Linked DNA regions of Homo sapiens: region 1 is linked to region 2. Evidence: chromatin contacts called from ENCODE Hi-C or POLR2A ChIA-PET data. All regions are on one chromosome and are shown on one strand. The core of a region is the stretch at or near the end of the contact, and the rest is flanking DNA. Distances in the headings are between cores, read along the strand shown.

Region 1 (7,384 bases), core at 638-3,137, 360 kb after region 2:
TTGAAAATTGGCCCCAGTGCTGTTTGTTCATCTCTGTATGTAAAAACTGACAGTGAGACACAACGTTCTGAACTGTGAGGGTGTCCCAGGAAAAAGAAAAACAGGAATACTTTAACAATTAAAAAGAAAAAAATGTTTTTTGTTTGCCAAGGACTCAGGAAAATAAAAAGCATTTTCTATTTTTAGGACAAATCACAAATGAAGTGTCTAACTGGCTATTACTGTTTACCCATATAAAATATGCTGCTAAAGTACATATTTTGCTGTCAATGGCTTGACAATTTTTTTTTTCAAATTTGGACATGAGAGGTTATATAGGGACTATATTATCCAACACATATTTTCTTATTTTGCCACAAATTTCCACTTAACAAATAAAAAAAGGCGAATGCTGTTTTGCAATCAGAAAGTGAATTTCTTTTGTGGTAGCGTACACGTGGTTCATGTGGTTCTCCACGTTTAAGCACAAACCACAGCACAGGAAGCCACACCCCCTCCAGCATCTCTGTCTTGTGGGGTCTTTGAGGAGAAGGAATCAGAACATCGACACCTGGGAAGAGGGAGGCGGGGAACACCAGCTGGACTCTGGCCAAGGAGTGATGTAAGCAGGTGACACTTGGCTGTCAGCTGAGCTTCTCAGGTGCTTCTGACATTGCCAGCCCCTTGAGATGAGCCACCGCAGGTGTGCTCACCTTGGCTACATGTTGAAATCATCCAGAGGAGTTGGGAAATCTACTGATGCCCCGCTGTGCCTCCCAGACCGATTAAGTCAGAACCTCTGGGAGGTGGGTCGCAGGCATCAGTGCGTGCCCGAGGCCTCCGCGTGTTTGGGTGTGCAGCCGAGGTGGTGAGCTGTCGAGCCACAGTGCAGTTCTCTTCTCACCAAAGCTCAAATGAGAATCAGCTTCCATGTTCTTTCCTTTACCAGAAATTTGCAATAAAAAGAAAAATAAAATTTTCACATAAATGTGGTGTATGATTTTTAAATTGAAAAGTCTTTCAGTGTTGAGCTGAAGACTTAATTAGGTAAAATGCCATAGGAAATATTTCTGTTTGCTCTCTGTGGAAACGCTTTGATGGTTGAAATAAAGTGCTCAAGTCCTGGCAGCTCCTCTGACGACTGGAATGTCATTGGGAGCTGCTGGTCTGTGGGCTTCGGGGCTGTAGGGCCTTCTCTGCAGCCTTCTTGTCTCTTGGCAGTTCTCGGGTGTGTGCTGTGTGCCTGTGCTGTGTCCCCTGTGTATGTCAACTCTTTTCATTTTAACTAGTTGAGTTCAATACCATTTCCCCATTTTACAGATGAGAAAACAGAGTCACCTAAAGGTTAAGCAACTTGCCCCAAGTCCTATAGCTGATAAATGGGAGCCATGATTCAAGCCAGGCCGCCTACTTCCGCACTCTGGGAGCCTTACCAGCATACCACACTACCTCCGAAGACATTTTGGCTTCCCACATAAGTGACTTGCTAGGCCACTGACATCAGCCATATCTATATGAGCTTGGCCTCCTGCCATCTGACTACCCTCGCTTTTTAATGCCCCGATTCCAAATACGTAATGAGGCAATCTAATTAGCTTGTCAAACGTCTTCCCCTGGCTGTATCAATGTGGAGGCACCAGAGGTGGGGGGCAGTTGGTGCCACAGGACTTGTAGGATCACAGGCATTTCATCCCCTGCACTTGGGCTGTCCTAGGTCGTGGTCCCTGGCTGGCTCTGCACATCGGGAGATGGATTGTGTAGGGGAGTGTAGAGCAGAACAGAGAAGATGGCTCCGTTCAAGTTGTAATTATCCCACTAGGCTTTCAGGGGGAAAAAGAATCACAAAGCACTGTGACATCAGTCCCTTGCTCTGCCACACAGCCCTCCTGACAGGTTGTTTACAACACAGCAGCTTGCTTCCACCAGTACCAGTGAGAGAGAGGGTGAACGGGAAGGAAGCTAGTCTTTTGTAACCTAATCTCAGAAGTGACAAGCCACCACTTCCACTAGTCTCTTCATGAAAAGCAAGTCCAGCACACACACAGCGGGAGGGGATCACACAAGGGGCTGAACACCTGGGGATGGGGTCACTGGGGGACATTTTACCGACTTCCTGCTCCAGCCGGAATCTGGACTCTGAGTCTCAGTCAGGTGGGCCTGCAGTGCAGTGTCTACTCTATAAAAGGATACTGCTGAGGTCCTTTAGCTCTGGATTTATAGGGACGACAAAATAACTTTTTGAGATGAACTGAACCAAAAATGGCCCAAGATGAATTGACAATTTCCAATAGACATGTGAGGGAGCTTAGAAGTGGAGCTCCCTACCCAAAAGAAATGAAAGTGGGGAATCGGGTATGTGTACATGTGGGCATGGTGGCTTACGCCTGTAATCCCAACACTTTGGGAGGCTGAGGTGGGCGGATCACCTGAGGTCAGGAGTTCAAGACCAGCCTGGCCAACATGGTGAAACCCCCATCTCTACAAAAAACACAAAAATTAGCCGGGCGTGGTGGCACATGTCTGTAATCCCAGCTACTCGGGAGGCTGAGGCAGGAGAATTGCCTGAACCTGGGAGGCAGAGGTTGCAGTGAGCCGAGATCACGCCACTGCACTCCAGCCTGGGCAGCAGAGTGAGAGTCTGTCTCAAAAAAAAAAAGAAAAGAAGTGAAAACTCTCAGGCTCCACCAAGACCTACTGAATCAGAGGCTCTGAGACGGACGCACCAAATTGCTTCAAGTCCTGCAGGTGATTGTAATGTAAAATCTGAGGCTTGCTGCACTAATAAGTAGCCACTAATTACATGGATTTTTTTTTAACAGTCAAGAGGTCCTTAATTTTTTGGCACCTATTGTGCCATAAATTCATAGGGAACAGGTTCCAGCAGCTCAGGCCCTCTTCTGTTGGTTCACTAAGTGTGCTTCTCTGCGTAGAGCAGGCTGGTGCTTCAGCGGAACCCAGGTACGTTTCTCTTTGGGTTCCTTCGTTTTCTGATCGTTTTCCTTCCGCGTTTAGGAAACTATCTTGGCTCTTTAAGTACTTCATATGCTCAACATATACAGTAATTCTCTTGGCTAGAATATTGTTTGTTTACAGAAATGCCAATAGCATGCTGGGTAGCACTGTAGACTTCCAGCTTTGCCATGGTAACATTTGTGAGGTATTCCTTTTTGAACAGTACCCATTCCCTTGATGTCTACAACATCTCCCTTCTTGTAGATTCACGTGTGTGTGTCCAAAGGAACAACTCCATGCATTCTAAAAGGCCCAGGGAACAGAGAGCAGGTGCTTCTCCTCATTCCCTTTTTTTTCATCATTTAGGCAAATGATTAGAAGATGGTGGTTCCAGCCAAAAGAAAATATGTGGTCATTGGCCGGGCACAGTGGCTCAGGCCTGTAATCCCAGCACTTTGGGAGGCCGAGGCAGGCGGATCACGAAGTCAGGAGATCGAGACCATCCTGGCTAACACGGTGAAACCCCATCTCTACTAAAAATACAAAAAATTAGCCGGGTGTGGTTGCGGGCGCCTGTAGTCCCAGCTGCTCGGGAGGCTGAGGCAGGAGAATGGCGTGAACCCAGGAGGCGGAAGTTGCAGTGAGCCGAGATTGTGCCATTGCACTCCAGCCTGGGCGACAGAGCGAAACTCCATCTCAAAAAAAAAAAAAAAAAAAAGGAAAAAAAAAAGAAAATATGTGGTCATTTAAATCAATTAAATGTAAATATAAATTCATCAGAATTAGATATGTCTTAACATTTAGTTTCTTAGTTGCACTAGCCACATTTCAAGCGCTCAGTAGCCTCCCATGGTTGGTGCCTACTGTATTGCCTGTGCGAATGTGGAAGAGTTCTGTAACTGCAGAAATTTCTACTGGATGGTCCTCAAAGTGTCCGCAGACCAGCAGCATCTAGAGCAATAGTTACCTCACTCTTTCAACGTACAGCCTGATATAGTTTGGCTGTGTCCCCACCCAAATCTCATCTTGAATTGTAGCTCCCATCATTCCCATGTGTCTTGGGAGGGACCTGGTGGGAGGTAATTGAATCATGGGGGCCGGTTTTTCCCCTGTTGTTCTCGTGATAGGGAATAAGGCTCATGAGATCTGATGGTTTTATAAAGGGGAGTTCCCCTGCACACACACTCTTGGCTGATGCCATGTAAGACGTGACTTTGCTCCTCATGCGCCTTACGCCATGACTGTGAGGCCTCCCCAGCCATGTGGAACTGTGAGTCCATTAAACCTCTTTCCTTTATAAATTACCCAGTCTCAGGTATGTATTTATTAGCAGCATGAGAACAGACTAATACACAGCCCTATCTACAGCTCTGCACCATCATCTGTCAGCCTAAAATGAGCTTTGGAGCTGGAAATCCTCTCCAGTCTCATTCCTACAATATTATGTCAGTTGTCCCTGTTAGAATAATTTCCTAGGTCTTTATTTTTAAGATTTTATCTTTAAGCAAGATGAATAAACTCTAGAGATCTGGCCAGACATGGTGGCCCAAGCCTGTAATCCCAGCACTTTGGGAGGCCAAGTCAGGTAGATCACCTGAGGTCAGGAGTTTGAGACCAGCCTGGCCAACATGGTGAAACTCTGTCTCTACTAAAAATAAAAAAATTAGCCAGGCGTGGTGGCATGCACCTGTAATCCCAGCTACTCGGGAGGCTGAGGCAGGAGAATCACTTTAACCTGGGAGGCAGAGGTTGCAGTGAGCTGAGATCATGCCATTGCACTCCAGCCTGAGCGACAGAGCAAGACTCCATCTCAAAAAAACAAAACAAAACAAAACAAAACAAAACACAACTCTAGAGATCTGCCGTATAACATTGCACCTATAGTCAACAGCCATGTGTTATACACTTAAAACTTCGTTAAGAGGGTAGATCTCATGTTACATGTCCTTACCACAATAAATTTTTTAAAAAAGATTTTTATCTCATCTGTCAGTTCTGATCAGTAGATAGAGGTGCCTGGAGCACTGTGTTGGGAAGGATTTGGTGGCTGGCACCGGATGCAGGGGGAAGAGCCAGCCCAAGGCCGATGGGGTGGTGTCTTGTGAACTGTGGGTCTGCCAGGCTTGCCCTAGGGCATCCTGGGCATGTGGGATGCCTGGCAAGGGCTTGTTGGCCAGGGGAGTCCAGGGATTCTGATGCTCCCTAGTGAGGGGCCCCTCGCAGGTCTGGGATGAAGGTGAGTCACAGTGAGGCATTCACCTTGATAAATTTAGAGGGGCACCAAATACTCTAAGATTACAATATTTTAATGTAATATTTTAAAAGATCACCATTAATACTAAAAAATTCCAGATGAACAGGGCCAGGCGCGGTGGCTCACACCTGTAATCCTAGCACTTTGGGAGGCCAAGGCGGGCGGATCACGAGGTCAGGAGGTCAAGACCATCTGGCTAACACGGTGAAACCCCATCTCTACTAAAAAATACAAAAAATTAGCCGGGCGTGGTGGTGGGCGCCTGTAGTCCCAGCTACTCGGGAGGCTGAGGCAGGAGAATGATGCGAACCCGGGAGGCGGAGCTTGCAGTGAGCTGAGATCGTGCCACTGCACTCCAGCCTGGGCAACAGAGCGAGACTCTGTCTAAAAAAAAAAAAATTCCAGGTGAACAAAATATCAAATCTTAACTAAAGACCAGATCTGACTGTGCTATGTGGTGTCATTTTGGAATTGAGGCAAAAGACAAAGTATTTCTCTCTATATACATGTTTTTATGCAAAAATTGGACATATTTTTTGTGAGGGTTTTTTAATTTTGATTTTTAGAAATATTACATTAAAATATGATTTACTTGGTTATTGAGGTTTTGGTCTTCCCCTCTCCTTATCACTTTTTTTTTTTTTTTTTTTTAAAACAGGGTCTCCCTCTGTCACCCAGGCTGGAAGCTGTGGTGTGATCATAGCTCATAGCTCATTACAGCCTCAGTCTCCTGAGTAGCTAGGATTACAGGTGTGCACCACCATGCCTGGCTAATTAAAATTAAAAAAAAAATTTGTAGATATGGGGTCTTACTATGTTGCCCAGGCAGGTCTTAACTCCTGGCCTCCAGGAATCCTCCCAACTCAGCCTCCCAAAATGCTGGGATTACTGGTGTGAGCCACCACACCCGGCCTCTCCTTACCTTTTGCATTTGAGGCTGCTTTACCCTAATCCTGACCCTGCCCTGATATCTAGAAATTTGGAGCTAAATTCAGTGCTTAGTTTTTATAATTAGCTTATCTTGGGGGTATCTGATTGCTTTAGATGGTCTCTGGTCTGTTTTTATTTCTAATTACCATGCTTTGTTTAATTTTCAAACTTGTAGTTTAATTATTCTTTAAACCGACTTGGGCCACAGGTAAAGCAATGATCTGACTCTGAGCAGGTGTGACTCCTCTGAGACATGGAGGAAGAGAGGGCGGGGAGCGAAGATGTTTGCAGATTTCCAGCACTTAACTGCCAGCCGCCAGAGAAGTGCGAGGAGCTCTCCACAGCACTACCAGGCCCGCCCATGGGATTCACTGTCCTTTGCTGCCCCCACCTGGAGAGAATGAAAACTCCTAGGGAATCTGTTTCACTAGGGAGAACCCAGAACCAAGGAATGCCTCGGGAAAAGAGCCCTTGGAGATCATGAAACCGCTAGTGCAAAATTATAGCTGAGACAGCAAAAAAGATCTGACCTAGCCAACTCCATCTTGCTTCTAAGCTCCAAGCTGTCTTTGTTCATTCCTGGGCATAGGCTGAACTAAGTTTGGGAGGAACTTAGTTTCTTAAAACAAGGTGATTAACAGCCCTTTCCCAAAACAAACCGCCTTCTTGCCTGTATTTAATGATAAAATACAAGTTAAAGAAGATTTTTTTTTTTTTTTGAGACGGAGTCTCACTCTGTCACCCAGGCTGGAGTGCAGTAGTGCAATCTCGGCTCACTGTAGTCTCCACCTCCCAGGTTTCAGCCATTCTCCTGTCTCACCCTCCCCAATAGCCGGGACTACAGGCATGAGCCACCACTCCTAGCTAATTTTTGCATTTTTAGCAGAGAGGGAGTTTTGCCATGTTGGCCAGGCTGGTCTGGAACTCCTGACCTCAAGTGATCTGCCTGCCTTAGCCTCTCAAAGTGCTGGGAATGCGGGTGTAAGCTACTGTGCCCGGCCAAAGATATATTTTTAAGCAAAAATTGTTTAAAGCTGATTTTAATGTTTAAAATGTACCTACATCTTGGCCTGGTGCTGTGGCTGACACCTGTAATCCCAGCACTTTGGGAGGCTAAGGCAAGCAGATCACTTGAACTCAGGAGTTCAATACCAGCCTGTGCAACAAGGTGAGATTTAGTCTTAGCTACTCTGGGGACTCAGGTGGGAGGCTCACTGAGCCCAGGAGGTCGAGGCTGCAGTAAGCTGAGACTACCCCAATGCACTCCAG
Region 2 (7,124 bases), core at 507-3,006:
GGGAGGTTGATGAGACAAAGTTCCATCTTCAAGCCTGGCTAGGCTTGGTAGAAAGCAACAACATGTATGTAATTGAGAATTTGCATTCCCTGTTAGATTTATCACTCAGGTGAATGGGGCCACCACCCCAAAGACTATAATATATAAGTTTACGAGTATCTCCAAGTACCACTGCCAAATACCAAAGACAACCCTTTGAAGAATGAGATTTCGTTAGGGATTGTAAGCATTTTCCCAGGCATTAGAAACAAATTAGGCAAACCTGCTTCAGTGAATTGACCATGGTAACATTTTATTCTCTCCAAGTGCCACAGACACGGTTCTTTGTATATCCAGAGCCCTGCAGCATCACTCAGGAGCTCTGCTCTGCTCTCAGAGCACCTGGTGTCACTGCACCAGTGGGATTACTGTGGCTGTGACAAAGCCAGATGATGAGGCAAGGGGATCACAAGAGGACTGAGCTGTGGAGAATCTTTGAGACCCTGGATCCTTCTTCCATGTAAAATCTGATCCATTTAGAAGGAAACTCCTGTGGTATCCCTGTTCAGCCCCATTCACAGGTCAAGGTAGGGGTTGGGCCCTTCTTGGAATGACAGGGCTCCCTTGGGCAGAGAATCTTGGGGGACTATCTCAGGCTTGTCAGGAACCTTCTCTCCAGACTGAGACAGGGAGCTAGTGACCCAGAGGTGATGGAGCCAGTAGCTGTAGCCACAGCCTCTACCTTGGTCTGATGTTGAAACTCATTCACCAATGTGCTAGTATTAAGAAGTGTGGCCTTAAGGAGGTGATTAAGTTACAAGGAAGAGGTCCTCATGAATTGGATTAGTGACCTTACAGAAGAGGTATGACAGAGTGGTTTGCCCTTTCTGTCATTCTCCCATGTGAGGACACAACAAGAGGCGCCATCTATAAAGAAAAGACTGGGCCTTCACCAGACACCACATCTGCCTGCACCTTGACCTTGGACTTCCCGGTCTCTAGAACTGTAAAAATTAAATTCTTACTGTTTACATATTACCCACTTTCAGTCCTCCTACAGGAAAGGGGCTTGGTAATCCACAGGAGAAAAAGAGGTCGAAGGAACCACAGCACAATTGGATAGGAAGGCGTAGAATGGCAGTACGCGCAAACCATGGGGGTGGGGCGGGGCGGTGAATGGAGTTCACTGGAAGCAAGAGGCCAGTGTCAGGGGAAAGGAGCTTGGTCCTTTCATGGCCAGCTTACTGAAGAGCAGCCAAAGAGTTTCCCTTGGACGTAAAGTCAGAACCCTTTACAGTGTTTTTTGGACAAATAATAGCCATTTGGGTGGAACACTTGGTCATTATCATTACCTCAGATGTTTGTTTTCAGACATCCACACATCATAGCCATGCTTCTTGCCCACTCCTGTGATAGTTGGGATCAAGGATAAACCCTGACAAGCAGTGGTTTAAACAATAGACGGTTTTCATCTCCGTCACTCAACAGCTCATGCAAAGGCAATTCAGGGCCAACGTGCCAGTTCCATAGTGCCTGGGAACAAACACCTCCTACTTACCTTTAAAGGTACAGCCAGCAATCTAAAACCCCAAAAAGCACTTATGAAAAGCTGCTCAAAAGAGCTCTTCCAAGTCATTTTGAATTAATAAAGTCTAAGCCTCCTGGCACCCTAGCCCAGGTGTAAGAACCCGGCTGCATTAGGTAGAGTGCATGCAAAAGACCAGAGTAAAACAAGAAGCTCCACTTTTTGGCCTTTGGGGTGAGGAATGAAACGCCTTCCTGTTTTGGTTGTTTGCTCAAAGCTTTCTTTGGCATGTCTGGTCATGCCTGGTGGCCTGGCTGAACTGTGGCAGGATGGTGATTATTCAACAGGGCTAAATGAGCCCAACACAAGTCACCTTGAGTGGTTTAATGGGCTTAGATTTATTAGGAGTTTCATTACTATTATAACGAAAAAAGCAAGCAGGCCAAAACTTCAAGGTCAATTATCAGCATGAATCTAGAAATGAGAAGAGATGTGTTTGGACACTTTGACTTTAACCAACAACTCCAAAATCCCCTCCCTTCAATGATCCAGGCATTGGAGCTAGGCAGACCACCTTCACCCAGGCCAGGGTCTCAGCTCATTCTGCTCTCCTTAGCCCACGCTCCTGAACCTGAAAACAAAGCTTTCGTGTTTATTTATTCTAAAAAGTCAGACTTATCTTTGGACTTCACCCCTGACTTATTCCTATGCTGCAATTCCTTACAGATGTTTGACGCTGTAAGCTGTGTTGAAAGACCTCTTCCTAGTCTCTGGTTTGGATCTGCCCTTGTTTTTTTATTCCTCTGTCTTTGCGGCTTACTGTTGTATTGCTGAAAACACTAGAAAATCTGTTTTACTCTCTTCACCAATATATCTTTTCACAGAAATGTTAGTTACAAAACACCAAGGAAAGTCCTGAAGGAGTTTTGTTTTTTTTTTTTAAAGCTGAAAAGGCAATTTCCAAGGATAGCCCTGCCTTTATTTAAGCTTTTATAAAAGTCTTTCCTGATTATGAAATATATGCTGCTTTTAGGAAACTGGAAGATACGGAGGCGAATCAAGAAGAAAATAAACCTTGCCCAGAATTCTACCACTCAGAGAAACCAGTGGCACCAGTTTCAGAACCTTCTTAACTTCTCTGAGAAAGCCCGGACGCAGATGCAGGCCTCAGCAGTGACGTGTCCAGCTCAAAGAAGCTTCACCTGACCCGCAGATGCAAAGACCCACTCTCCTCTCTTGTGTCCCAGGAATATCCTTTAAATCACGCTGGGAACACTTATAGTAAGGCACATGTTTACTCAGCTGTCTGTTCCCCCTTCCAGAATGAGAGGAGCTTCCTGAGGCAGTGACTGTGCCTCATCCACCTTCGAATACCAGGGCTCAGCACCAGGTAGGTGCTCAATCCCATGATGTTGACAACTTCCAGGTTCCCAATGCTTACAGACCATAGCAAGTCAAGATGCCAGTAATGCTTCAGGTCAGCAGGACAGGCAGTGAAGCGGGCTGTTTTTATTGCCAGAAAGTTTAGGGGATTCAGGCAAGGAGACATTCTGGGCAAGAATGTTGTGACCAGGGAGCTGGAGCCTCTGTCTAAAAGCACCGTCTTACGGGTTGTTTTTCCAATTGGAGATAAGTACTGGAAAATCTATTAACCCAGACAGACAGCCACACAACTTTTGGTCTCATCCTTCTGGTGATCAGCCACCAGAATGAGAAGAAAAATGAGAAGCCTCATCAGAGACCCCCAAATAAGAGCTTCCATGGCACCGAACTCAACACCTACAATAGCAAAGCCAAGAACATGGGTCATTACACCTGTGGTCACCCTTCCTGCAATTGAGTTTTTCAAATAAGAGTGGGGCCAGGCCAGTACTTGAACAAGAAGCAACTCTGGGAGGATCCTTCAAAAACCCAGGCATGGCCTTCTGCCAGCAGCCACCATACACTCAGAAATCCCGTGTCTCAACTCTGTATTGGTGTGTCACCTCCTGACACTCTTCCCGAGTCTCCAATGAAGCCAGAAATGCAAGCGTCAGTGTTTCACTTTAATTTTTATTTATTTATTTATTTTGAGACGGAGTCTCGCTCTGTTGCCCAGGCTGGAGTGCAGTGGTGTGATCTTGGCTCACTGCACCCTCCGCCTCCTGGGCTCAAGCGATTCTCCTGCCGCAGCCTCCTAAGTAGCTGGGATTACAGGCACACACCACCATGCTCAACTAATTTTTTTGTATTTTTAGTAGAGAGGGGGTTTCATCATGTTGGCCAGGCTGGTCTTGAACGCCTGACCTCAAGCAATCGGCTCGCCTCGGCCTCCCAAAGTGCTGGGATTACAGGTGTGAGCCACCACACCCAGCCTAATTTTTATTTAAATAAGGATTTTTCCTGATCAAATTATCCTGGAGTCCCTTTGACAAACTATTGTCTTAATATCTCTCTGAGCTATTGGCCCTATTTCTACCTGTTGGGATCCTATTTTTTCTTGTAAATGAAAACTTCAAAAAAATTTTTAACCGTAACTCAACTAGACATATATCTGTATGTTTAGAAAAGATAAAGACTTCTAAAAATTTAACATCTACTGGAGGATTAGAAAAACATTTTATTATGGAAAATTCTAAATTGTAAACAAGTAGGATAGTAGGGCCAGGTGCAGTGGCTCATGCCTGTAATCCTAGCACTTTGGGAGGCGAGGTGGGTAGATCCCATGAGCCCAGGAATTGGAGACCAGCCTGGGTAACATGGGGAAACCGTGTCTCTACAAAAAATACAAAAATTAGCCAGAAGTGGGGGTACATGCCTGTAGTCTCAGATACTTAGGGGGCTGAGGTGGGAGGATTGCTTGAACCTGGAGGGCGAGGCTGCAGTGAGCCGAGATTGCGCCACTGCACTCCAGCCTGGGTGGCAAAGTGAGACCCCGTCTCAAAAAAATAAAAAGTAGTATAGAATGAACCACCACATGTCAGATTTCAAGCACCAATTCACGGATAATCACAATTATCTACAACCTCACTCTCCCTGCTTCCACTTTAAAATAACTACCAGGCTGGAGTGCAGTGGTATGATCATGACTCATTGCAGCCTTGACCTATTGGGCTCAAGCAATCCTCCCACCTCAGCTTCCTGAGTAGCTGGGACCACGGGCACGTACCACCACTCCTGGCTAATTTTCACATTTTTTGTAGAGATGGGTTCTTACTATGTTGCCCAGGTGGGTCCCAAACCTCCTGGGGTCAAGCGAGCCTCCTGCCTTGGTCTCCCAAAGTGCTGGGATTACAGGCGTGGGTCACTGCGCTCAGCCTTTATTTCATGCTCAAATGTTTCAGTACATATTATTAAAAGATAAAGTCTCTTTATATTAAAATTAACCACAAAACATTATCATACCTACAGAAATAAACAATAAATTCTTCATACCAAATATTTAGTCATGCTCACATGTTGTCTTGTAACTGTTACTGAATGGTTGGTTGGTTTGAATAGGGAGCTGTAGGCCCACTGTGCACTGACATTAATTGTAAGAGCTAGAGATGGGCTAAGATCAAGCTTATGGGATACTTTGATAAATCGTAACTAGGAGGCCATATGTTGATATCATTCCAGCCAATAGTCAACTGGTCAATCTCAGAAATTCTTAAAAACACATACAGATGTTGCAGCTTTTTTCCTGAAGTACAAGCCAACTGTTAAAATCTTTCTCTATGCCAGTACTGAAGTATTTTGAGAACACACACGCATGTTCAGTAGTCTGGTACCAGAATTAATTTCCACTCTGGGTTCGATTCTGCACACACATCACCCTCTGGTTGCTTTCCTAACTTGGTTCTGATTACTGGCCTAACTCAAGTATAAAGAAATGAGGGGACACTATTATTCATCTTGGCAAGTGTGAGGTTCAGTGACTGCAATACACAGACATCACAAGTTCAAATGACTCACACTTTCTTTTTTTTTCCTTAGAGTCAGAAAAACTTTTAGGCTAAGTACCTCATTTTACTACAGCCTTTAAAAAGGAAAGACCGCAAGAAAGGAACCTTCCAGATAATGAATACTGAACAGGAAGAAGAAAAAGAAGCTGGTGCTCCCATGACAGATTATATCCCCAGAGGCTGTAAAAGAAGACAATAAACAAACAAAAAACAATAAAAGGAAGAAATTTGAGTGTGAACAGTCCCTACAGTCCCTGCTTGACAACCCCCTCAAGGACTTATCAATAAGATAGTAAGTGTCAAAGTGCTTGATACAAGTGTAGCTCAAGGCCAGGCACGGTGGCTCACGCCTCTAATCCCAGCACTTTGGGAGGCTGAGATGAGTGGATCACTTGAAGTCGGGAGTTCAAGACGAGCCTGGCCAACGTGGTGAAACCTTGTCTCTCACTAAAAATACAAACATTAGCCAGGGGTGGTGGCTCAGGCCTGTAATCCCAGCTACTCGGGAGCCTGAGGCAGGAGAACCACTTGGACCAGGGAGGCAGAAGTTGCAGTGAGCTGAGATCACGCCACTGCACTCCAGCCTGGGTGACAGAGCGAGACTCTGTCTAAAACAAAACAAAACAAAACAAAACAAAACAACCACACAAATGTAGCTCAATTAGGATAATTTATGGTCCCAGTCATGAGCACTCCACCAGGGGTCTGAGGGACTGAAGACATACCTGGGCAATAACAGAAAGAACAAGTCACTCTCGGCACAGCGACTACACACACCCTAGAGCTGTGGTTCCCTGACTTTCACCTGCTGTGCCTGCCAAGCACGCTGTGGCCAACCTGGCTTAGTCCAGGCATGGCAGGGCCCCATGCAATGACAAACAAAGCAGGAGCTTCCTGTTGGGTTTCCACGGCAGCCTCAGGGCCCAGCTAGCCAGGAAGAGTGTGGCCAGCAGGCACTGCCCCGCTCAGGTTGGGACCCAGCCAGTGAGCTGAATGTTTAGGAAGGCCTTCAGAAAATCAGTCAGCGCCTAGAGCTTTAAAAAAAAAACAAAAAAAACAATAGCCTTGAAACCTACCTGAGGTGGGGCTGCAAAATGGACACTGCGGACTCATCTGCTTAGCAACTTTACCACATCCTGAGTTGGCACGTTTTAAATACTTCACTGCACTGCACTGCCTGGTCCTTTATCCAGGGAAATTAGGAACAGATAGAATCAGAAACCACAGAGACACAGGCAAGAATGGATGCAACTAGAAATCTGTTTTGGATTATCAGACTGGAACTAGGATTTCCAGCTTGGTACATCAGACGCCTGAGCACATAAAACCCCTGCTTTTTCCTGAGCGCACCAGTTTTGCCTTCTGTGTGGAGTAAGAGTTTGACAGGCGTCCCAATTCCATGTTCATGTGAGAGCAGAACATCTTTAATGCAAAGGCCCAAAGCTTTTCCTGATTAAAGTAGTGTTAGCCTCAGAGGCCCAGGGACACGATTCTTGGAGGAAGCTATGGGGCTCAAGGAGGCCTTTCTTCCATTCTTAGTCTTCATGGATTGCGAGGATTTCCTGTGTCAGCGGAACTTAGTCTAGGAGTTCTTACCATGGGAGGACTTCGGGAGGACTTAGCATGGGAGGACTCCTAGTCTGGGAGTTCTTGGCATGGGAGGACTTCTTAGCATGGGAAGACCTCCTATGCTA

What was found. Hi-C counts contacts between places; a loop is a spot of excess contacts on that map. ChIA-PET counts read pairs that join two places held with the same protein, here RNA polymerase II (POLR2A). Pooled maps may share reads with other maps.
Region 1: a loop to region 2 is called in a map of naive thymus-derived CD4-positive, alpha-beta T cell, with 5 times the contacts of the local background. The contact joins two enhancer-like sites. A Hi-C loop is called at or near these places in 6 of 168 maps with a recorded cell type or tissue (B cell, CD14-positive monocyte, CD4-positive, alpha-beta T cell and 3 more), 1 of 37 single-sample maps with no recorded cell type and 14 of 50 pooled maps. POLR2A ChIA-PET finds 5 or more read pairs at or near these places in 2 of 52 experiments (OCI-LY7 and activated T-cell).

What each region holds. Positions count from the first base shown.
Region 1 is chr15:59,522,589-59,529,972 of GRCh38, forward strand. It overlaps FAM81A (family with sequence similarity 81 member A), which reads left to right. Exons shown (of 9, transcript NM_152450.3): 9 at 1-967. It also overlaps the pseudogene RPL21P114. Among named protein-coding and RNA genes, the nearest start is that of GCNT3, 86 kb to the right of the region's middle. Within about 2 kb of position 1,888, at least 5 of the 41 ENCODE cell types and tissues checked have a DNase peak (open chromatin) inside an H3K27ac peak, as active enhancers do.
Region 2 is chr15:59,164,120-59,171,243 of GRCh38, forward strand. All of the region lies in intron 22 of MYO1E (myosin IE), which reads right to left. It overlaps MIR2116 (microRNA 2116), which reads right to left; the gene lies at 7,064-7,124. Among named protein-coding and RNA genes, the nearest start is that of MIR2116, 3.6 kb to the right of the region's middle. RefSeq lists an enhancer at 1,793-1,842. Within about 2 kb of position 1,757, at least 10 of the 41 ENCODE cell types and tissues checked have a DNase peak (open chromatin) inside an H3K27ac peak, as active enhancers do.